2 separate regions of the Homo sapiens genome follow, and region 1 is linked to region 2. Evidence: chromatin loops called from intact Hi-C (ENCODE). Cell type or tissue: CD14-positive monocyte. All regions are shown on one strand. Each heading gives the region's core, and the rest is flanking DNA. Links, peaks and the distances in the headings are about the cores only. Region 1 holds the start of LINC02970 (long intergenic non-protein coding RNA 2970). Region 2 overlaps OGFR (opioid growth factor receptor).

What was found. Hi-C counts contacts between places; a loop is a spot of excess contacts. Peaks named below come from ENCODE experiments on the same cell type or tissue, not always from the same donor. Only the 100,000 strongest peaks of a DNase experiment are listed, where the experiment ranks them.
Region 1: it touches region 2 in a loop (5-fold over the local background); 14 of 110 quality-filtered maps call a loop at or near these places.

Annotation. Positions count from the first base shown.
Region 1 is chr20:62,599,786-62,606,521 of GRCh38, forward strand. LINC02970 (long intergenic non-protein coding RNA 2970) reads right to left here and starts at 3,656. Exons shown (of 2, transcript NR_184037.1): 1 at 3,193-3,656. RefSeq lists enhancers at 3,867-4,656, 4,657-5,447, 5,448-6,237 and a silencer at 3,975-4,124. In CD14-positive monocyte, for the core only: no CTCF peak of the experiment used is centred there; DNase peaks (open chromatin) are centred at 2,946, 3,356, 3,656 and 4,006; H3K4me3 peaks cover 2,385 bases; H3K27ac peaks cover 2,500 bases.
Region 2 is chr20:62,807,483-62,810,453 of GRCh38, forward strand. OGFR (opioid growth factor receptor) reads left to right here. Exons shown (of 7, transcript NM_007346.4): 2 at 55-123; 3 at 765-843; 4 at 2,103-2,181. Among named protein-coding and RNA genes, the nearest start is that of OGFR-AS1, 3.4 kb to the left of the region's middle. RefSeq lists a silencer at 1,028-1,077. In CD14-positive monocyte, for the core only: CTCF peaks have their summits at 960 (motif pointing left) and 1,165; a DNase peak (open chromatin) is centred at 969; H3K4me3 peaks cover 63 bases; H3K27ac peaks cover 333 bases.

The sequences.
Region 1 (6,736 bases), core at 2,493-4,992, 210 kb before region 2:
AACATCCCCAGGCCTGACTGCGCCTGAGGACGGTGATGCCATGGACCAGGAGCGCTTCCCGGAGCGGGAGCAGGCGCTCGCTGGCTGGAGCTCCCCCACTGTGTCTGACGCCTCATTCCCTGGATGTTCAGGGTTCCGGTGCTCAGCAAGAACCTGTCCGGACACGCTGGGGAGCAATGCCCCCACAGAACATCGGGGGCCAGCTGGACCATGGCACGTGCCAGACACTGCACCCCAGCAGCGGTGCATGCTTCTCCAGGGCACGCAGAGCAGTGACCAAGGCCGACCGCGCTGGGTCCCAGCACAAGTCTCAGTAGATCTTAAAAGACTCAAGTCGTGCAGAGAACAAAGTAAGAATAATCTCAAGATTTGTTGAGACTTGTGTTCCTTGACTATCCCAGAATTAGAATGAAAGGAGAACCCAATACAGAACATCCTGAAACATTAAGCAACTCAATTCTAAATAACTCGTGAGCGACCGGCGTCGTGGCTCACGCCTGTAATCCCAGCACTTTGGGAGGCTGAGGCAGGCAGATCACTTGAGGTTAGGAGTTTGAGACCAGCCTGACCAACATGGTGAAATCCCGTCTCTACTAAAAATACAAAAATTAGCTGGTCATGGTGGCCCACACCTGTAATCCCAGCTACTCGGGAGGCTGAGGCACAAGAATCATTTGAACCCAGGAGGCAGAGGTTGCAGTGAGCCGAGATTGTGCCACTGCACTCCAGCCAGGCTGACAGAGCAAGACTCCATCTCAAAAAAACCAAAAGAACTCATGAGTTGTTTAGAAGTTGTTAATTAAAACAACATATCAACAGAGGAGGTGACCTGGTATTTTTAAAATGTAACTTTCATTGTTATTCAGGTAGGGTGAGGCCCACAGGTCAGGAGACAACCACCATCAAAAAGATGATTTGTCACGGGTCCCAAGAGGACAGAGCTGGCCGCATCACCACGGTGAAGGGGCACAGGGCAAGCACCAGGTAGGCCAGGAGGCAGAGGGTGCGAGGAACGTGGTGTGGGAAGGACCAGGCCAGGGGGTGGACAGGTGGAGAACTGGCTGGTTGCATTAATGCCAGCTGGTCTGGGTGTAGCTCCTGGCCCTGGGGTGATTAGGGCAGGGGGACGTTGGCCCAGAGTGTGGCCCAGTTGGGGAGCGGTTGGGGTGTGGGCTCTGGAATCCTTGATTTGCTTATGAAGGGTGATCTTGCTGGGAAGCCCTTGGAGGGGGAGCCCCTCCTGGGTCACCCCAGATGTCAAAGCGCAGAAGCACAGGGTTAATGCAGAGGTAATTAGACACTATTTTGAATTCAATGGAAATTAAAACAACATATCAACATTTGTGGGATGCAGATTGACTGGTGTTTAGGATAGATTTTACAGCAGTAATTGCTGAAACGATAAAAAAGGAAGAGATCACAAATCACTCTAAGCCAAGAGCCAGCAAGCTACAGCCCACCGGCCATGTCTGGCCCCTTCTTGCTGTTGAAAATAAAGTTATGCTGGAGAACAACTTGGTATTTTATGTGTTTTCTGTTGCTGCTTTCACGCTACAACAGCAGTTGAGTGGTTGCAACAGACACCACGTGGCTCACAAAACCAAACATATTTACTCTCTAGCCCTTTACAGAAAACCCTTGCCAACTATGATAGGAGCTTTCACCTGGAGAAACTAGTAAGGGAAAAATAAATTACAAAACGCATGCGGAAAGTAGAAGGTAATAAAGATCAGGGTGGAAATCAGCTGAACAAAAAACAAAAACAGAAAATAGAGAAAATAAATGAAACCCAAGCTGATTCTTTGAAAAGATCAATACAATTGATAAGCTGCTGGCCAGACTGACCCCAAAACAAAGAGACCCTCATTACAAACATGGAGGCTAAAAAGGACATCACCGCAGACCCTACAGATGGGAAAAAAGAGTCGAGGGGGATGGTGTCCAATCTTCTGCCCATATATTCCACAACTTGGAAGAAATGAACAAACACCTTGCAAGGAGAAACCTTTCCTTTCATGCATTAAAGACATCGTTCTGCTGTCTCCTGGCTGCCGTGGTTTCTGGCAAGAATTCTGTAGTCACTGGAGTCACTGCTTTTGTGTACGAAATGTGTTGTTTTTCTCTAGCTGCTTTCCAGATGTTTTCTTCAGTTTTCAGCAATTTGATGATGCTATGTCTGGGTCTATTTTCCTTTCTGTTTATCTTCTTTGGGGTTCACTGAGCTTCTTGAATGCTTACATTTATGTATTTCACCAGACTTGGGATGTTTCAGCCAATATTCCTTCAAATAACTTTCTGCCCCAACCTCCTCCTTGCTTTCTGGAACCAGGTATGTGCTGGGCCTTTCGATACGACCCCAGCTGGCCCGTGATGCTTGTTCTTGTTTTTCCTCTTTATCTTCGTTCTTCGGAGTGGATATTTTCTATTTATCTGTCTTCACGTTCGCTGGCTTTCCTTTGTCTCCATTCTGCTATTGAGTCCATCAGTACAATTTTAATTGCAGATACTCTATTCTTTTAGTTCAAAAATACTCATTTGTTTATTTTTTTTCCTACCTCTCTGTGAGGTTTATTATTCATTTCATCTAATGCTCCTTTCTGAGGTGTGTGTGCGTGTGCTGTGTATGCGTGCAACTCGCAAAGCAGTTACCGCGGCTGCTGTAGGCATCTGTGTCAGTTGGGGCTGGCATCTGAGCATTGTCTGTTCTCTTGAGGATGATCACACCTTCCTAGTTTTGTGTCTATTGAGTAATTTTGTTTTACGTCTGAGCACACCGTGTGGACTCTGGGTGCTGTCCTAGCCCTCGGGGAACGTTGCTGTTTCCACTTTAGCAGCCAGGTTCATCCCAAACCCCACCTCTCTCAGTGTGGTTCTCAAGACCTTTGCTGGGTTGGCACTGCTGGGTGGCACTGTGAGACTTATGCGGATTCATGCACAGAATTAGGCAATTGCCGTGTCCAGCCCTCCCCCTTCCGGGGTTCCGCCCCCTCTCTTCCCTGGCTCTCCCCCTTCTAGGGTTCCGCCCCCTCTTTTCCCCTGCTCTCCTCCTTCCAGGGTTCTGCCCCCTCTCTTCCCCCACTCTCCCCCTTCTGGGGTTCTGCCCCCTCTCTTCCCCGGCTCTCCCCCTTCCAGGGTTCCACCCCTCTCTTCTTCCCCGGCTCTCCCCATTCTGGGGTTCCACCCCTTTCTTACCTGTAGGACTCCTTTTCCCAGGTTGGGGTTTCTATCTGCGTTTTAGCTGCTTGTGTTGCCATGTGGATCTGAGAGTGGGGCTTGCCCTCCAGACAAAGCCACAAGGAGGAAACCAGAAACTCCACGGCAGGTCACTCCTCCAAGTTCCGCCTCCGCCCTGCAGTCTCCTTACTTTGCAGGTCCTCAGTAGTTGTCTGTGTCTCATCCAGAGCTTGGTCACAGTTAGGGGAGGGCTAGGCTAAGCCATAGCAGGCTCGTGGATAAAACGTCACCTCCCTGGCTCTTTCCCAGGATTTCCTGGCAGAGGCCACATTTATAAGCCATGCAGTGTAGTCACCTGCTGTGTGCCAGGCAGCAAGCGCCATTAGCCCGGGAGGTGGTGAACAGCTCCTGGGGGCACCAGCCAGCACCGTCACCGTTTGGCAGCGGAGGCTGCGGCCAGCTCCTTGTCAGGTGAATGTGCTGCATGTTGATGCAACACCTTCCTCTTCTTGCCAACCCTGGGCCAATGTCCTCAGACACAGGCAGCAACGGAAGTGGCCACCTGCCCACCATGGCCTGGGGAGAAGGGGGAAGGGTCTGACTGGGGGAGCCTCAAGACTGTGCCACTTGCCCCAATCCCATGAGAGGCACCTGCTATGGCACCTCGAGCTGGGGCAGAAGGCCTGGAGCCCGTGCCTGGATGCTGCCCAGGACTCTCAAGCTAGTCCAGTGGCCTTGGCTGCAAAGTCCTGCTCAGGCCCACGTTTCCCCAGTGCCTTGCCCAGCTCCAGAGGGAAGTGATTGACCGCAGAGCCGATGAGCTCAGAGCCGGTGGTGGGCAGTCTGGCCGGATGGCGGTGACTCAGGGAAGCGGAGGGGCTCCCCCCACCCCGCTGCTGCTGCCCCCCGCGTCCCCCCCGCCTGCAGTAACTGACAGGAAGGGGCGGGAGGCGGATGGGCCGTGACAGCTTAATGGCTTCGGTTAAAGCATCCTCTGATCGTGCTGGCGCTGGGAGAGGCTCTGAGCTCGGGTGGCACTGCGGGCACTCTGGACACTGTCTCCGGCTGCCGCTGAGCTGGGAGGCTCCTTTCCAGCAGGCCACGCGGTCAGGGGCACCTCCTGCCGCAGCACCTGCCCAGCCCTCTGGGGACCAGAGTGAGCAAAGTGCTGGTGCTGGACCTGGCCACCGCCAGAGGCAAACACAGTTGGCCAGACCCAGGCCCCACCTGTTCACGAGATGCCCCATCCCTTGGAGCCTCCAGGAGCCAGGGCAAGTGTGGAGGCAGGTGAGACCCAGCGCCAGCGTTTGCTTCAACCAAAGAACCACAGCAGAGCCGCTGGGGACAGCTTGTTCAGCCAGTGCATAATCAGTACTCAGGATTGTGGCTGGTGCCCCTGGCAGACTCAGCCCTACGGGGATCGGCCCCCAGACGTGCCACAGCTTGGCCACTCTGCTCTGAGGAGCTGTCTGTGCCCAGCACGCGTTCCAGCTTCTGGGATGCACAATAGGCGCCCAGGCCTAGGCTGCGGGACGACCATGCTTGCTGCTCACAGCGCCTGTGAGTCAGAGACTCCGACAGGCCACTTGGGATGGCCCAGGCCTCCTCCCCAAGGTCTGCAGCCTCCTCGGGGAAGCCTTGGGGCCAGAGCCTGGAGACTCCAGAGGGAGTCTCCTACAGACGATGCCGCCATCAGTGGGACCTGCAGCCGGGATCTCGGGCTGGGCCTCTCCGGCAGCCCCACATGTGACATGGGTGGGCTTCCCGAGGCCAGCACTTGAGAGAGAGGTGGAAGCCGAGACGCGGAGCCACCTGGCATCCTTTCCGACAGTCACGAGGCCCTCAGATTCCAGAAGAGGGGACAGAGACCCCTCCATGGGAGCAGCCTTGGTCATGCTAGAGAAGAGCCTGGGGCTGGGAGACCCATGGGGCATCTTTTGAAAATGCCTCCAGTCACTCGTGTGGCCACCCAGCAAGGCCCCGAGTCATGCACAGCCCACCCGTGCATGCCACCTGCCGGGACCTGCCCCATCACCTGCCGGGACCTGCCCCATCACCTGCCGGGACCTGCCCCATCACCTGCCAGGACCTGCCCCATAGCTTTGGAGCCCTGTCTGCTGCAGGGGAGGGAGGCAAGCCCCAGAACAGCCCCGAGTTCTGCTGCAGTCCGGTCAGCCGGGGGCTTCCTGCCCCATTCAGTGTCCCAGGTCTGCATTCAGCAAGGGTTGGATGCTCCACCAACCCTGACCCCCCGGGAGCATACACCTGTGGGAGCAGGTGCACCCCACCTCCATGCACACACAGACACCTCCAAGGTTTTCCTGAGAGACAAGATTTGGCTCAGGACTCGCTGCTCAGAACCTGAAGGTGTAGAAAGTGCACACACTCCTAGCAGAGCCGACCTACTGCTATACCCTCCCAGCCGGTGCCCCAGGTCAGAGCCTGCCCCTTCCCCCAACCCTCCTGCCTCACCCACACCCCTGTAGCCTTGGGGACCCACAGAAACCACCGCAATGACCTCTTCTAGCAGGCAGGCCTGTGGTGCGCCTGCTGAGCTCAACCCTCCGTGAACTTGGCTGGCCCTTGCCAGGCGCAGCTCAGCCCTGCATCCGCTGGCACTGCCCACCAGACTTGCCCACCTGACCGGGACCGGGAATCTTCCTGTAGCCTCTCTAGGGAAGGTGCACTTTTCTCTAGCATCCTTTCTCTGGCTGATGGAGAGGGAGCTGGGTGAAAGGCAGGGCCTTGGCCAGAGCAGGCCTGATGGGTGGCATGGGGCTGGGGGTGGAGGAAGTTGGGGGAGGAAGTGTCTCTGGAGGTCCAAGGCCTCAGCTGGCCCTGCCCCCTGTAAACAGCCCTATTTTTTAAAAGGCCTCCTTACCCAGCTTCAGGGGTTTAAAGGACACCCCCTTCCCTTGGCCATTCCTGGGGACCCCCCCGACCATCCACAATATTGTACTAGTATCTAAAGCAGCCAGCAAGTCCTGTCTGTCTGGAGAAGGTGAGAGTTTTCAGGGGCTCAGGACGTGCTGAGCTGGGGGGAGCAGGGGGCATGGCTTGACACCTCACAGCGGCTTCCTGAAGCTCAGTGGTGCACAAAGCAGAGCCCACAGGGGAGCCCTCGTAACTCAAGGCCTCCAGGCCATGCTAAATACCCAGAAGCCACTGGTGGGGACCACTGAGGCCATGTGAGCAACACATTTATCATGAACAGCTGTTCCCCGTGTTACTCCAAGACAACACGAACAACTGGGCCGGGCAACCCAGAGAAATGCAAACTCTTCCTCATTCAGAAATAGCAAAGAAAGTTCTCCTTCCAGAAGGGCCCTCCCCACACCTTGTAAAAGCAATTTTAAAAATACAAATAGAGGCTCCTTCCTCATGCCAAGGTTCATTATTAAGGAAGAGAGCAGTTCCAGGCAACGCCTTTATTTAAATATGATGATTAAACTGTTTGGTTTTAATGCAAATGGAAGACACCATCTGAAATTCTGAAAGGAGAAAAAGACGCTGCTGGAGGTGGGAGGAAGGGAGAGGAAGGCAGGAAGGGAGGAGAGGAAGG
Region 2 (2,971 bases), core at 1-2,500:
GACTCACTTGGGGGTCTCCCATGGGGGTCCTAATCCCATCTCTTTTCTTCCCAGTCCAGAATGACAGGGTCCAGAAACTGGCGAGCCACGAGGGACATGTGTAGGTATCGGCACAACTATCCGGTACGTACCTGCCCCTGCCCCGGGACACAGAACCCTCCCGCCAGCTGCTCTTCTCAGGCAGAATGTCCCAGGTTCTACTGGAAGGCTGGCCTGGCTTGCTGTGCCAGGGCCACAGTTCTGGGCAGGACCCTGCCTGGGGCACAGCCTGGTATAGATTCAGAGCCCTGCCCTTCCCCTCTCGCGGGAGACCGGGGGCATCCCCCTACTTTTCTGAGCTTCAGCACACCGTCGCCTTGCAAACATGGCCATAGTGCCAGCCTCGTGATGCACACGTGTGGGGTCCGTGATACCGCCCACACAGCACCCCACCCCCATGCCAGCCCTGTCTCCTGCAGGTTGTCCTCAGCCATTACCCTCCACACCCCTGAATCACGGAAACCCCTGTGCTGCCTTCAGGGTGCTGAGGAGGGGACCTGCCAGGCCTGGCCTGGCTGGCGAAATGGGGAAGGGGGGTCCCTGGGGCTTGGAGGCAGCTGCTGTCCTCTGAATGGCCCCCACCTGCAGAGTGAGGAGCCAGGCGGGCTCTTGGGGTATTGGGCCAGCCTGGAGGTTTGCAGATGCGCCTCCCCGAAAGACACGGAGGGCCCCAGGGCAGCTTGTGTCTGATGGATCCCTGCTGTCCCCTTTCTCTGGCTCTTCAGGATCTGGTGGAACGAGACTGCAATGGGGACACGCCAAACCTGAGTTTCTACAGAAATGAGATCCGCTTCCTGCCCAACGGTAGGTGCCTCACAACCACTGGCAGCCGGCGCTTCCATCCTTGCCTGGCAGGGGTGGTCCACTGGGCCCTGGTTTGGGATGTACCCGGCGATTACCAGGGCCACGGCTTTCAAATAGCCCCACAGTGCCCCCTGGAGGCGGCCAGAGGGACTCCAGGATCCCCGGCTTGGGATCTCCGCAGTGGTGTTTGGGTCGGGGTGGGCTATCTCTGTAAAGAGCCAGAGACTGAATATCTGCAGCTTTTCAGGCCACACAGTCTCTATCAAAACTACTGAACTCCTGCACGACCTCATGAAAGCCACATGTAAACCAACGAGCTAAGGATAGCTTTTATATTTTTAAATGGTTGCAAAAAATTAAAGTAGAGGCCGGGCCTGGTGGCTCACGCTTGTAATCCCAGCACTTTGGGAGGCCAAGGCGGGTGGATCACAAAGTCATGAGTTCGAGACCAGCCTGGCCAATATGGTGAAACCCTGTCTCTACTAAAAATACAAAAAAAATTAGCCAGGTGTGGTAGCGTGCGCCTGTAGTCCCAGCTACTCAGGAGGCTGAGGCAGGAGAATCGCTTGAACTTGGGAGGTGGAGGTTGCAGTGAGCCGAGATCTCGCCACTGCCCTCCAGCCTGGGCAACAGAATGAGACTCTGTCTCAAAAAAAAAAAAAAAAAAAAAAAAAAAAAGAACAGTGTTCTATTACTTTGATATTATAAGAAATTAAAATTTCAGTGTCAATAAAGCTTCACGGGCACGTGCCCACACCTGTTTATGCACGTGCCGGGCTGCAACGTGAAACAGAGACTGGGTGGCTGCACAAAACACTGTCAGGCCCCCATCTCAGGAGACTGTGCCTGCCACATCATGGGACTGGGTTCAGCTGGGGGCTGTGTTTGAGGACAGATTTCTGTGGCTGACGGGCCACGCTTTTGCAGGAGGCACTGAGGCCCCCTCCTGTACAGACAGGTCCTGGTCGAGGACCAGTGGTTCCCCCAGAGGGACCTTCCGGGCTCTCAGTGGGGTTTGCCGCCAGCCAGCAACAAGGGTCCAGGTCACAGATGGCAGCAGGGCAAGGGCTGTGCATCGGAGGAGGGATGGGCAGCCCCACTGAGCCTAGCACCCTGAAGAGCCTCAGGAGATGAGGGCGAGGAATAGCTTGGGGAAGCTGCTGGCAGCACTCTCTCCTTATGTCCCCCACCCACACCCCGTCCTCCTGAGCACGGGCAGGGTGGCTGCCACAGCTGACTTGTCCCCATGGGGCTCCCAGGCTGTTTCATTGAGGACATTCTTCAGAACTGGACGGACAACTATGACCTCCTTGAGGACAATCACTCCTACATCCAGTGGTGAGTTGGGGAGGATGGGGGGATGGGGGGTTGGCGAGGCCACAGGGGGAGGGCCCTCCCAGGCAGGAGCCCTCCCGACGCTGCTTCCTGGCACGGACTGAGCACTCCCTGCCCTTCCTGGAAGCTGGTGTCCACATTACACGGATGGACATTACTGGACATGCAAGGGCCGCTGAGGGAAGGCTCAGGTCTGTCCCCAATCTGTGGGCTCTTGGTGACCAGGGAGACAGGAAGGGCTGCACACAAGCTCCCTGAAACAGGAGAGGGGGCAGGCACTGCCTGCCAGAGGGGCAGCCTTAGTGCCAGGAGGCCTCAGTGAGCCTCAAGGGGCGGCCCCCGTCTCGGACTCAGCTGGGGCAGGGTCCTGGCGTAGTGCTGGGATGAGACTTGTGGCAGGCGTCTTGGGGACCCACAATGTGGCCCCGGAAACAGCATGCCCTGCTTTGGGGACAGCTCGCTGGGCGTCCACAGGGAGCCTCTGCTGGTGTGTGACGTGTCATGAGTGACAACACAAGAGAGGGAAGAGTGAGGAGTAGAAAGGAAGGCCCTGTCCGCCCGGGCTGGATGGCTGCAGGGCCCCTCGCTGCCTGAGTCACCTCCCCAGTCCTGCTGAGCATGCAGGCTGTGACTTACGCACCACACACCTCCTGTCCTGGGCCCTTGCACGCTCACCTGAGCTCTCCCACCCTCGCTCCTCCACCTAGCCACTCCCTCCTAGAGTTGAGCCTGGGAACCCAGAGGGGATTGGAACTGCCCCGGGCTACACAGCGAGCACCTGCCCAAGGTCTGG